2 separate regions of the Homo sapiens genome follow, and region 2 is linked to region 1. A link is an interaction called in ENCODE POLR2A ChIA-PET data of the cell type or tissue named here. Cell type or tissue: HepG2. All regions are shown on one strand. Links, peaks and the distances in the headings refer to the core of each region. The heading gives the core; the rest is flanking DNA. Region 1 overlaps STX1B (syntaxin 1B). Region 2 holds the start of VKORC1 (vitamin K epoxide reductase complex subunit 1).

What was found. ChIA-PET counts read pairs that join two places held together with the same protein. Peaks named below come from ENCODE experiments on the same cell type or tissue, not always from the same donor. Only the 100,000 strongest peaks of a DNase experiment are listed, where the experiment ranks them.
Region 2: POLR2A ChIA-PET joins it to region 1 with 12 read pairs; 11 of 35 experiments call an interaction of 5 or more read pairs at or near these places.

What each region holds. Positions count from the first base shown.
Region 1 is chr16:30,993,964-30,999,327 of GRCh38, reverse strand. It overlaps STX1B (syntaxin 1B), which reads left to right. Exons shown (of 10, transcript NM_052874.5): 5 at 1,753-1,826; 6 at 2,269-2,377; 7 at 2,572-2,645. Among named protein-coding and RNA genes, the nearest start is that of HSD3B7, 11 kb to the right of the region's middle. RefSeq lists a silencer at 1,884-1,953 and enhancers at 3,794-3,883, 3,894-3,953. In HepG2, for the core only: no CTCF peak of the experiment used is centred there; DNase peaks (open chromatin) are centred at 937, 2,037, 2,727 and 4,647; H3K4me3 peaks cover 2,908 bases.
Region 2 is chr16:31,091,976-31,097,339 of GRCh38, reverse strand. It overlaps VKORC1 (vitamin K epoxide reductase complex subunit 1), which reads left to right and starts at 2,543. Exons shown (of 3, transcript NM_024006.6): 1 at 2,543-2,783; 2 at 3,919-4,028. The coding sequence starts at 2,611. LOC124903680 (zinc finger protein ENSP00000375192-like) reads left to right here and starts at 1,335. Exons shown (of 1, transcript XM_047435012.1): 1 at 1,335-2,456. The coding sequence starts at 1,962. The coding sequence ends at 2,456. RefSeq lists enhancers at 1,375-1,554, 2,070-2,119, 2,170-2,219, 2,250-2,429, 3,610-4,318. In HepG2, for the core only: a CTCF peak has its summit at 1,317 (motif pointing right); DNase peaks (open chromatin) are centred at 1,339, 1,755, 2,429, 4,049 and 1 weaker place; H3K4me3 peaks cover 1,665 bases.

The DNA.
Region 1 (5,364 bases), core at 176-5,175:
GAGAAGGGTAGTAACTCCATGCCCTCTGGACTGGAGGGGAGGCCATATGTGAGCCTCAGATGTGGATTTGTAAAAACAAGCCCTTTGTACTCAGGAGAGTCTGCTGGATGGAAACTGTCTGAATCTGGGAGCATGTTAAGTGCAAATCCAGGCAGACAGAGTCTAACCTCCACCATCAGCTCACCCTGGACAAGTCCCCTACTCTCAGCTTCCTTATCAGTACAGTAAGACAAATGAAAGCAATTTCAAAATTAGCTTGTTTTGGGGGTGGGGGGTGGAGGGCATCAAAATACTTTTTTTTCCAAAGTCATACAAAGAATCCCAATATATAAAACATAAAAGTCAGGTTGTTCTAGCTGAGCTGGAGCTGGGAGCACCTACCTGCCTGACCTCTCTTCATTCTCTGCAACAGCCCCTGAAATTCCTTCTCAGAAACAAGGTTCCTGCTGGCAGTTTAAAATCCCCTGGGCTCAATGGTTTCTCTAGGTCCATCAAGCCTTGACCTTGAACACTCTCTGTAAGACCCTGGGGAGGGCTCTGTGGGTGAGGGGTTCAGGAATAGACCAAGAAAGAAGCTGGAAAAGTGGCCGTGGTTTAGAGAAGCTGACCTTTCAGACCTCCAGGAAAGGAGAGAGGATTCTCTTAGTCCTCTTCCAGCTGGTGGCATGAGCTCAGGCTTTGGGTGTGACCTTGAGTGAGTGGTTTTGCCCACTGGAAACTGAGTTTCTAGTCTAAAACATGAGCTGATATCACTGAACTCCCAGGAATGTTGTAAAAAGTCAATGAGATCCTGTAAGAGACCCCTCCCTCCGGACTTGACCCCAGCCCCAAGGCTGACAGTCGGGCCCCAATCTGGGCCAGCCGATTCCAATATCCCTGGGCCATGTGTTGCTGAGCCAGAGCTGTCACTCAATCGGGGGAGCCTTGGGGTGCCATCCGGCCCCGTACCTCCCCCACTGCCAACAGAACGGAGGAGTGAGGCTCTTAGGAATGGCCTGGAGGCTGGTGAGGTCTGAGAGGGCCGGTGATTCATCCCTGCTGCATTTTCTGATCTCACCGAGGTAGATTTTGCCACAATCTCTTTTTTAGAAAATCGGAACGATAGTGTCAGGAGTGCTTGATCCAGAAGCAGGAATCTCAGTTAATCTGTGCACTTTTCCAGAACGTCCTTCAGAAGTGGGAATTCCCGGATCGGGGATCACCTTACAGGGCAGGGAGAGGGCTGCTTTCTCCCTTGGAATATCCATGTGTTTGCCCTTGAATTCCCCTGGGAAAGAGGGGCCACTAGAACCTGATCCACCTGGAGGTGACTGCCTTCCATCAGAAAAAAGGCAGGCTGTGTTCTTGCCCCCTGTCCAGAGGCTGTAGGAAGTAGGGAGCACCCCACATACATGGCCCCTTCACGCGGGCTGGGCCGGCACGCCCTCATGGAGTTGGACAGGAATTACCACTGATGGGACTTTCCAAGACCCAGTTCTGCCACTAGAACAAATAGCCCCCTTCTGTCTGGTGACCCTCTGACCCTCAGTATCCCTTCCTGCCTGCCTTCGGAACCCCCTCAAACGTCTGTTCGTCTGTTTATCTGCTGGCTCCTAACACCACCCTGGGGCACCGCTGCCCGCAACTCGCCCTGGGGATGACGTTTCTCCCCGGGCCTGGCGCTGCCGCGGGGTGTTGACCATTCGTACGCCCCGGACCCTCGCCCCATGTGCCCCGGGTCTCCCGCCCATCGCTGCGCCCTCTCTCCCGCAGCGATCGAGCAAAGCATTGAACAGGAGGAGGGGCTGAACCGTTCCTCCGCGGACCTGCGCATCCGCAAGACCCAGGTAGGAGGCGGCAGCCCATTGGGGGTCGGGTCGGGACCCAGCTCGGGAGGAGCCCAGGCTGGAGGCCGGCGGGCCAGGGCCAAGCACCGGCGGGGGCGTGGTCAGGGAGGGCTGGGGCGGGGCTCTGGGGGCGAGGCTAGAGCGGGCGGGGCCCTGGGCGGGGCTCTCGGGGAGGGCGGGGTCGAGCCGCATCTCAGCGCAGTAGCAGTGTCTCTAGCTGGTGTTGGCCTAAGATGGGGGTGCCGGGCGGGTAGGGAACCATGAACTTGTCAGGGTTTGGGATCGCGGCCAGAGCTGAAGAAGGGACCGTAAACTAATTCAGCGCTTCCTCCTTATTCCGCCCATGCACTGCCTCCTCACCTGCCTCGGTCTCTGCTCCCTGACTCCCTCCCTGATCCCTGACTACCTCCCTGATCCGTCTGTCCCCCCACCCCCACCGTAGCACTCCACACTGTCCCGGAAGTTCGTGGAGGTAATGACCGAATATAACGCGACCCAGTCCAAGTACCGGGACCGCTGCAAGGACCGGATCCAGCGGCAACTGGAGATCAGTGCGTGTGCCCCCCACCCCAGGACCCCGAACTCCTTGAGGCTGCCCAAGCCCCCTTCCAGGCATTTCCTCTCTGGAGGGGGCCCCTGGCTTAAGGCGGCGTGGGAGGGTGGGCCCCAGGTCCCCGCCCCATCACCCCACCTCAGGCCCCCAGGCTGTCCCAGCCCCCGAGCAGGGAGTCCTTTCTTCCCGCAGCTGGAAGGACCACCACCAACGAAGAACTGGAAGACATGCTGGAGAGCGGGAAGCTGGCCATCTTCACAGATGACGTGAGCCGCGGGTGGGGCGGGCTCTGCTTTTGGAAAATTTTTGCCTCCCCTCCCTAAGTTCAGGTTGAACTAAGGTCCTAAGTCCACCCTGGAAAAATGAGCAGCGGGAAGCCTGAGCCGGGAACTGGGGAATTCCATGGGAGCGGAGCAGGAAGGCACCCCCATCAGATGACGGAGTCGTTCGTGTGCCAGGCACTGTTCTAAGCACTTTCCATCTTCACATTCACCCACCAACTCATTTAATACTCACACATCCCCTTCGAGGAAACCCCATTTCACAGATGAGGAAAACTGGCCCAGAGAGATGAAATCACTTGGCAAGATCTCAGAGCGAGGGAGAGGGCCAGGACTTGAATCCTGTCTAGTTTCAGAGTCAGAACTCTCGAGCCCTAGGATACACGACATACTCTGCTACTGAAGCAAGTCGTTTCACCAGAGAACTGATTTGCCTACATTAAAAGAAATTTTTTTTAATTAAAAAAAACTTTTTTTCTTTTTTTTTTCTTCAAGACGGAGTTTTGCTCTTGTCACCCATGCTGGAGTACAGTGGCGAGATTTCAGCTCACTGCAACCTCCGCCTCCTGTGTTCAAGCGATTCTCCTGCCCCAGCCTCCCGAGTAGCTGGGATTACAGGCGCCCACCACTCGGCCTAAAAAAACCTTTTTTTGTAGAGATGGGGGGTCTTCCTCTGTTGCCCAGGCTGGTCTCAAACTTCTGGGCTCGAATAATCTGCCTGCCTCAGCCTCCCAAAGTGCTGGGATTACAGACGTGAACCACCGAATCCAGCCTAATTTGCCTACATTTTGAATATTTTTTTTAAAACAAGTTTTAGTTTTGCTTAGGTTTTGTCCCCTGTGCTGCCCTTGTCCTTTTACATATGAAAGGATGGGCTGGCCGGGCCCAGTGGCTCATGCCTGTAATCCCAGCACTTTGGGAGGCCAAGGCAGGTAGATCACCTGAGGTCAGGAGTTCGAGACCAGCCTGGCCAACATGGCAAAACTCTGTCTCTATTAAAAATACAAAAATTAGCCGGGCATGGTGGCACGTGCCTGTAATCCCAGCTACTAGGGGGCTGAGGCAGGAGGATCACTTGAACCTGGGAGGCGGAGGTTGCAGTGAGCCGAGATCTTGCCACTGCACTCCGGCCTGGGCAACAGACTGACACTCTGTCTCTTAAAAAAAAAAAAAAGAAAGAAAGGATGGGCTTTCCCCGAACCTAGTTCTTGTTTCTCTCAGTGGACTTTTGCCCCGGCCTGCCCACTCCTGTCTCCGTTTCTGTTTCTGGTGGCAAAATGACTCTGGTTAAGGGTTCTAGACCAGGTTTAAAGGATGCGCTATGACTGTCTTAAAAGTTTTCAGCTCATTGTTATTTGGAGAACTGATCTTTGTTGAAAACGCATTGAGCAGCCCGGTGTGGTGGCTCACATCTGTAATCCCAGCATTTTGGGAGGCCAAGGAGGATGGAGGGCTTGAGCCCAGGAGTTCGTAGACCAGCCCGGGCAACAAAGTGAGACCCCCATCTCTACAAAAAAAATGTTTTTTTGATTTAAAAAACAATTTCTTTTAATGTAGGCAAATCAGTTCTATGGTGAAACCTGCTTTAATTAGCCAGGCATGGTGGCGTGTGCCTGTGGTCCCAGCTACTCGGGAGGCTAAGGTGGAAGGATTGCCTGAGTACAGGAGGTCAAGGCCGCAGTGAGCTATGATAGCACCACTGCACTCCAGCCTAGGTGACAGAGCAAGAACTTGTCTCAACAAAGAACAAAAACCAAAAAAAAAAAAAAAAAAAAGACGGGGAGACTGAACACTGTCCAAACAGCCATTGTATGATTTCGGCTTATAGAATGGTCATAGGATGAGCAGGAGATGAGGGGAGAGGGAGTCTGGGCCTTGACTGCTGAAGGGAAGGTGTGGAGCCTTGGGTAGTGGGGAGCCATGGCAGGCTGTAGAGCAGAGGAGTGGCTCAATGTGGTAAGAACAGTGAGTAATTTGGGAAGTGAGTCACCTGGCTGAGGCTGGGTGTTTGTGGAGAGGAGGCATATCTGACTGTGGGTCACGGTCTCTTCCCCACTGGCTTTCTTTTTTTTTTTTTTTCAGCATGGTCTCACTCTGTGGCCCATGTTGGAGTGAAGTGAAGCAATCATAGCTCACTGCAGCCTCGACCTCCTGGGGTCAGGCAATCCTTCTGCCTCAGTTTCCTGAGTAGCTGGGACCACAGGCGCCACCATGCCCAGCTAATTTCCTTTTTTTTTTTTTTTTTTGATAGAAACAAAGTCTCACTATGTTGCCCAGGCTGGCCTCAAATTCCTGGGCTCAAGTGATCCTCCTGCCTTGGCCTCCCAGAGTACTGGGGTTACAGGCCTCTCCCTACTGACTCTTTTTTTTTTTTTTGAGACGGAGTCTCGCTCTGTGGCTCAGGCTGGAGTGCAGTGGCGCAATCTCGGCTCACTGCAAGCTCCGCCTCCCGGGTTCACGCCATTCTCCTGCCTCAGACTCCCAAGTTGCTGAAACTACAGGCGCCCACCACCACACCCGGCTAATTTTTTGTATTTTTAGTAGAGACGGAGTTTCACCGCATTAGCCAGGATAGTCTTGGTCTGCTGACCTCGTGATCTGCCCGCTTCAGCCTCCCAAAGTTCTGGGATTACAGGCATGAGCTACCTACTGTGCCCAGCCCTGACTCTTTTTTTTTTTTTGAGATGGAATTTCACTCTTGTTG
Region 2 (5,364 bases), core at 205-5,204, 98 kb before region 1:
AGGCAACAGAGCGAGACTCCGTCTCAAAAATAAAAATAAAAATAAATCAATAGAGCCTGGTATGATGGCTCACGCCTATAATCCCAGCACTTTGGGAGGCCCAGGTGGGTGGATCATCTGAGGTCAGGAGTTTGAGACCAGCCTGACCAACATGGAGAAACCCCATCTCTACTAAAAATACAAAAAATTAGCCAGGCGTGGTGGCACATGCCTATAATCCCAGCTACTCAGGAGCCTGAGGCAGGAGAATCGCTTTAACCGGGGAGGTGGAGGTTGCGGTGAGTCGAGATAGCACCATTGCATTCTAGCCTGGGCAACAAGAGCAAAACTCCATCTCAAAAATAAATAAATAAATAGATAGATAGGCTGGGCACGGTGGCTCACGCCTGTAATCCCAGCACTTTGGGAGGCCGAGGTGGGCGGATCACCTGAGGTCAGGAGTTCAAGACCAGCCTGGCCAATATAGCGAAACCCTGTCTCTACTAAAAATTTAAAAAATTAGCCAGGCATGATGGCGGGTGCCTGTAATCCCAGCTACTCGGGAGGCTGAGGCAGGAGAATCTCTCGAACCTGGCAGGCGGAGGTTGCAGTGAGCCGAGATCACACCATTGCACTCCAGTTGGGCAACAAGAGCGAAACTCCACCTCAAAAACAAAATAAAATAAAATAAAATCAGGAGATTGGTCAGCTTAATTCCATCTGCAACCTTAATTCCCTTTTGGCCATTTAACCTATCATATTCACAAGTTCCAGGGATTCATGCAGGGACATCTTTGGTGACCATTATTCTGTCTACCACACTCTCTAGAAGAGAGTAGATGTGAGAAACAGCATCTGGAGAGGGAGGAGCCAGCAGGAGAGGGAAATATCACAGACGCCAGAGGAAGAGAGTTCCCAGAAGGGTAGGTGCAACAGTAAGGGATCCCTCTGGGAAGTCAAGCAAGAGAAGACCTGAAAAACAACCATTGGCCGGGTGCGGTGGCTCACGCCTATAATCCTAGCATTTTGGGAGGCCGAGGTGGGTGGATCACTTGAGGTCAGGAGTTTAAGACAAGCCTGGCCAACATGGTGAAACCCTGTCTCTACTAAAAATACAAAAATTAGCCAGACATGGTGGCAGGCACCTGTAGTCCAAACTACTTGGGAGGCTGAGGCACGAGAACCACTTGAACCCTGGAGGCGGAAGTTGCAGTGAGCCGAGATGGCACCGCTGCACTCCAGCCTGGGCGACAGAGTGAGACTCCGTCTCAAAATAAGTAAATAAATAAATAAATAACCATTGGGTCTAGCGTCTTGGTGACACCAGCCACTAGGTGTCAGGGCAATGCTGGAGGCAGCAGCTAGTTTATGGCGTGGGCAGCAAGGAAGAAGTGAGGAAGTAGAGACTGGGAGTGTAGAATCTTTCCAAAAACTTGAATGTGGAGGGGTAGATGGGATAATGCCGGGAGAGGAGGCTGGTGAAGGACCTCTTAGTGAAGGGAGATTTGTTGCTGTTTCTGAGATGGGAAAGAGAAACAAGTTGCAGTGTAGATGGGGAGGATGGAGAGGTTGAAGGTGTAGGAGAGATGGGTCACCATCAGATGGGACGTCTGTGAAGGAGAGACCTCATCTGGCCCACAGCTTGGAAAGGAGAGACTGACTGTTGAGTTGATGCAAGCTCAGGTGTTGCCAGGCGGGCGCCATGATAGTAGAGAGGTTAGGATACTGTCAAGGGTGTGTGTGGCCAAAGGAGTGGTTCTGTGAATGTATGGGAGAAAGGGAGACCGACCACCAGGAAGCACTGGTGAGGCAGGACCCGGGAGGATGGGAGGCTGCAGCCCGAATGGTGCCTGAAATAGTTTCAGGGGAAATGCTTGGTTCCCGAATCGGATCGCCGTATTCGCTGGATCCCCTGATCCGCTGGTCTCTAGGTCCCGGATGCTGCAATTCTTACAACAGGACTTGGCATAGGGTAAGCGCAAATGCTGTTAACCACACTAACACACTTTTTTTTTTCTTTTTTTTTTTTGAGACAGAGTCTCACTCTGTCGGCCTGGCTGGAGTGCAGTGGCACGATCTCGGCTCACTGCAACCTCCGGCTCCCCGGCTCAAGCAATTCTCCTGCCTCAGCCTCCCGAGTAGCTGGGATTACAGGCATGTGCCACCACGCCCGGCTAATTTTTGTATTTTTAGTTGAGATGGGGTTTCACCATGTTGGCGAGGCTGGTCTTGAACTCCTGACCTCAGGTAATCCGCCAGCCTCGGCCTCCCAAAGTGCTGGGATTACAAGCGTGAGCCACCGTGCCCGGCCAACAGTTTTTAAATCTGTGGAGACTTCATTTCCCTTGATGCCTTGCAGCCGCGCCGACTACAACTCCCATCATGCCTGGCAGCCGCTGGGGCCGCGATTCCGCACGTCCCTTACCCGCTTCACTAGTCCCGGCATTCTTCGCTGTTTTCCTAACTCGCCCGCTTGACTAGCGCCCTGGAACAGCCATTTGGGTCGTGGAGTGCGAGCACGGCCGGCCAATCGCCGAGTCAGAGGGCCAGGAGGGGCGCGGCCATTCGCCGCCCGGCCCCTGCTCCGTGGCTGGTTTTCTCCGCGGGCGCCTCGGGCGGAACCTGGAGATAATGGGCAGCACCTGGGGGAGCCCTGGCTGGGTGCGGCTCGCTCTTTGCCTGACGGGCTTAGTGCTCTCGCTCTACGCGCTGCACGTGAAGGCGGCGCGCGCCCGGGACCGGGATTACCGCGCGCTCTGCGACGTGGGCACCGCCATCAGCTGTTCGCGCGTCTTCTCCTCCAGGTGTGCACGGGAGTGGGAGGCGTGGGGCCTCGGAGCAGGGCGGCCAGGATGCCAGATGATTATTCTGGAGTCTGGGATCGGTGTGCCCGGGGAACGGACACGGGGCTGGACTGCTCGCGGGGTCGTTGCACAGGGGCTGAGCTACCCAGCGATACTGGTGTTCGAAATAAGAGTGCGAGGCAAGGGACCAGACAGTGCTGGGGACTGGGATTATTCCGGGGACTCGCACGTGAATTGGATGCCAAGGAATAACGGTGACCAGGAAAGGCGGGGAGGCAGGATGGCGGTAGAGATTGACGATGGTCTCAAGGACGGCGCGCAGGTGAAGGGGGGTGTTGGCGATGGCTGCGCCCAGGAACAAGGTGGCCCGGTCTGGCTGTGCGTGATGGCCAGGCGTTAGCATAATGACGGAATACAGAGGAGGCGAGTGAGTGGCCAGGGAGCTGGAGATTCTGGGGTCCAGGGCAAAGATAATCTGCCCCCGACTCCCAGTCTCTGATGCAAAACCGAGTGAACCGTTATACCAGCCTTGCCATTTTAAGAATTACTTAAGGGCCGGGCGCGGTGGCCCACTCCTGTAATCCCAGCACTTTGGGAGGCCGAGGCGGATGGATCACTTGAAGTCAGGAGTTGACCAGCCTGGCCAACATGGTGAAAGCCTGTCTCTACCAAAAATAGAAAAATTAATCGGGCGCTATGGCGGGTGCCTTAATCCCAGCTACTCGGGGGGGCTAAGGCAGGAGAATCGCTTGAACCCGGGAGGCGGAGGTTTCAGTGAGCCGAGATCGCGCCACTGCACTCCAGCCTGGGCCAGAGTGAGACTCCGTCTCAAAAAAAAAAAAAAAAAAAAAAAAAAAGAGACTTACTTAAGGTCTAAGATGAAAAGCAGGGCCTACGGAGTAGCCACGTCCGGGCCTGGTCTGGGGAGAGGGGAGGATAGGGTCAGTGACATGGAATCCTGACGTGGCCAAAGGTGCCCGGTGCCAGGAGATCATCGACCCTTGGACTAGGATGGGAGGTCGGGGAACAGAGGATAGCCCAGGTGGCTTCTTGGAAATCACCTTTCTCGGGCAGGGTCCAAGGCACTGGGTTGACAGTCCTAACCTGGTTCCACCCCACCCCACCCCTCTGCCAGGTGGGGCAGGGGTTTCGGGCTGGTGGAGCATGTGCTGGGACAGGACAGCATCCTCAATCAATCCAACAGCATATTCGGTTGCATCTTCTACACACTACAGCTATTGTTAGGTGAGTGGCTCCGCCCCCTCCCTGCCCGCCCCGCCCCGCCCCTCATCCCCCTTGGTCAGCTCAGCCCCACTCCATGCAATCTTGGTGATCCACACAGCTGACAGCCAGCTAGCTGCTCATCACGGAGCGTCCTGCGGGTGGGGATGTGGGGAGGTAACTAACAGGAGTCTTTTAATTGGTTTAAGTACTGTTAGAGGCTGAAGGGCCCTTAAAGACATCCTAGGTCCCCAGGTTTTTTGTTTGTTGTTGTTTTGAGACAGGGTCTGGCTCTGTTGCCCAAAGTGAGGTCTAGGATGCCCTTAGTGTGCACTGGCGTGATCTCAGTTCATGGCAACCTCTGCCTCCCTGCCCAAGGGATCCTCCCACCTTAGCCTCCCAAGCAGCTGGAATCACAGGCGTGCACCACTATGCCCAGCTAATTTTTGTTTTTGTTTTTTTTTGGTAGAGATGGTGTCTCGCCATGTTGCCCAGGCTGGTCTCAAGCAATCTGTCTGCCTCAGCCTCCCAAAGTGCTGGGGGGATTACAGGCGTGAGCTACCATGCCCCACCAACACCCCAGTTTTGTGGAAAAGATGCCGAAATTCCTTTTTAAGGAGAAGCTGAGCATGAGCTATCTTTTGTCTCATTTAGTGCTCAGCAGGAAAATTTGTATCTAGTCCCATAAGAACAGAGAGAGGAACCAAGGGAGTGGAAGACGATGGCGCCCCAGGCCTTGCTGATGCCATATGCCGGAGATGAGACTATCCATTACCACCCTTCCCAGCAGGCTCCCACGCTCCCTTTGAGTCACCCTTCCCAGCTCCAGAGAAGGCATCACTGAGGGAGGCCCAGCACCATGGTCCTGGCTGACACATGGTTCAGACTTGGCCGATTTATTTAAGAAATTTTATTGCTCAGAACTTTCCCTCCCTGGGCAATGGCAAGAGCTTCAGAGACCAGTCCCTTGGAGGGGACCTGTTGAAGCCTTCTTTTTTTTTTTTTTTAAGAAATAATCTTGCTCTGTTGCCCAGGCTGGAGTGCAGTGGCACAATCATAGCTCACTGTAACCTGGCTCAAGCGATCCTCCTGAGTAGCTAGGACTATAGGCATGTCACTGCACCCAGCTAATTTTTTTTTTTTTTTTTTTTTTTTTTTTGCGACATAGTCTCGCTCTGTCACCAGGCTGGAGTGCAGTGGCACGATCTTGGCTCACTGCAACCTCTGCCTCCCGGGTTCAAGCAATTTTCCTGCCTCAGCCTCCTGAGTAGCTGGGACTACAGGCGCGTGTCACCACGCCCAGCTAATTTTTGTATTTTTAGTGGAGACAGGGTTTCACCATGTTGGCTAGGATGGTCTC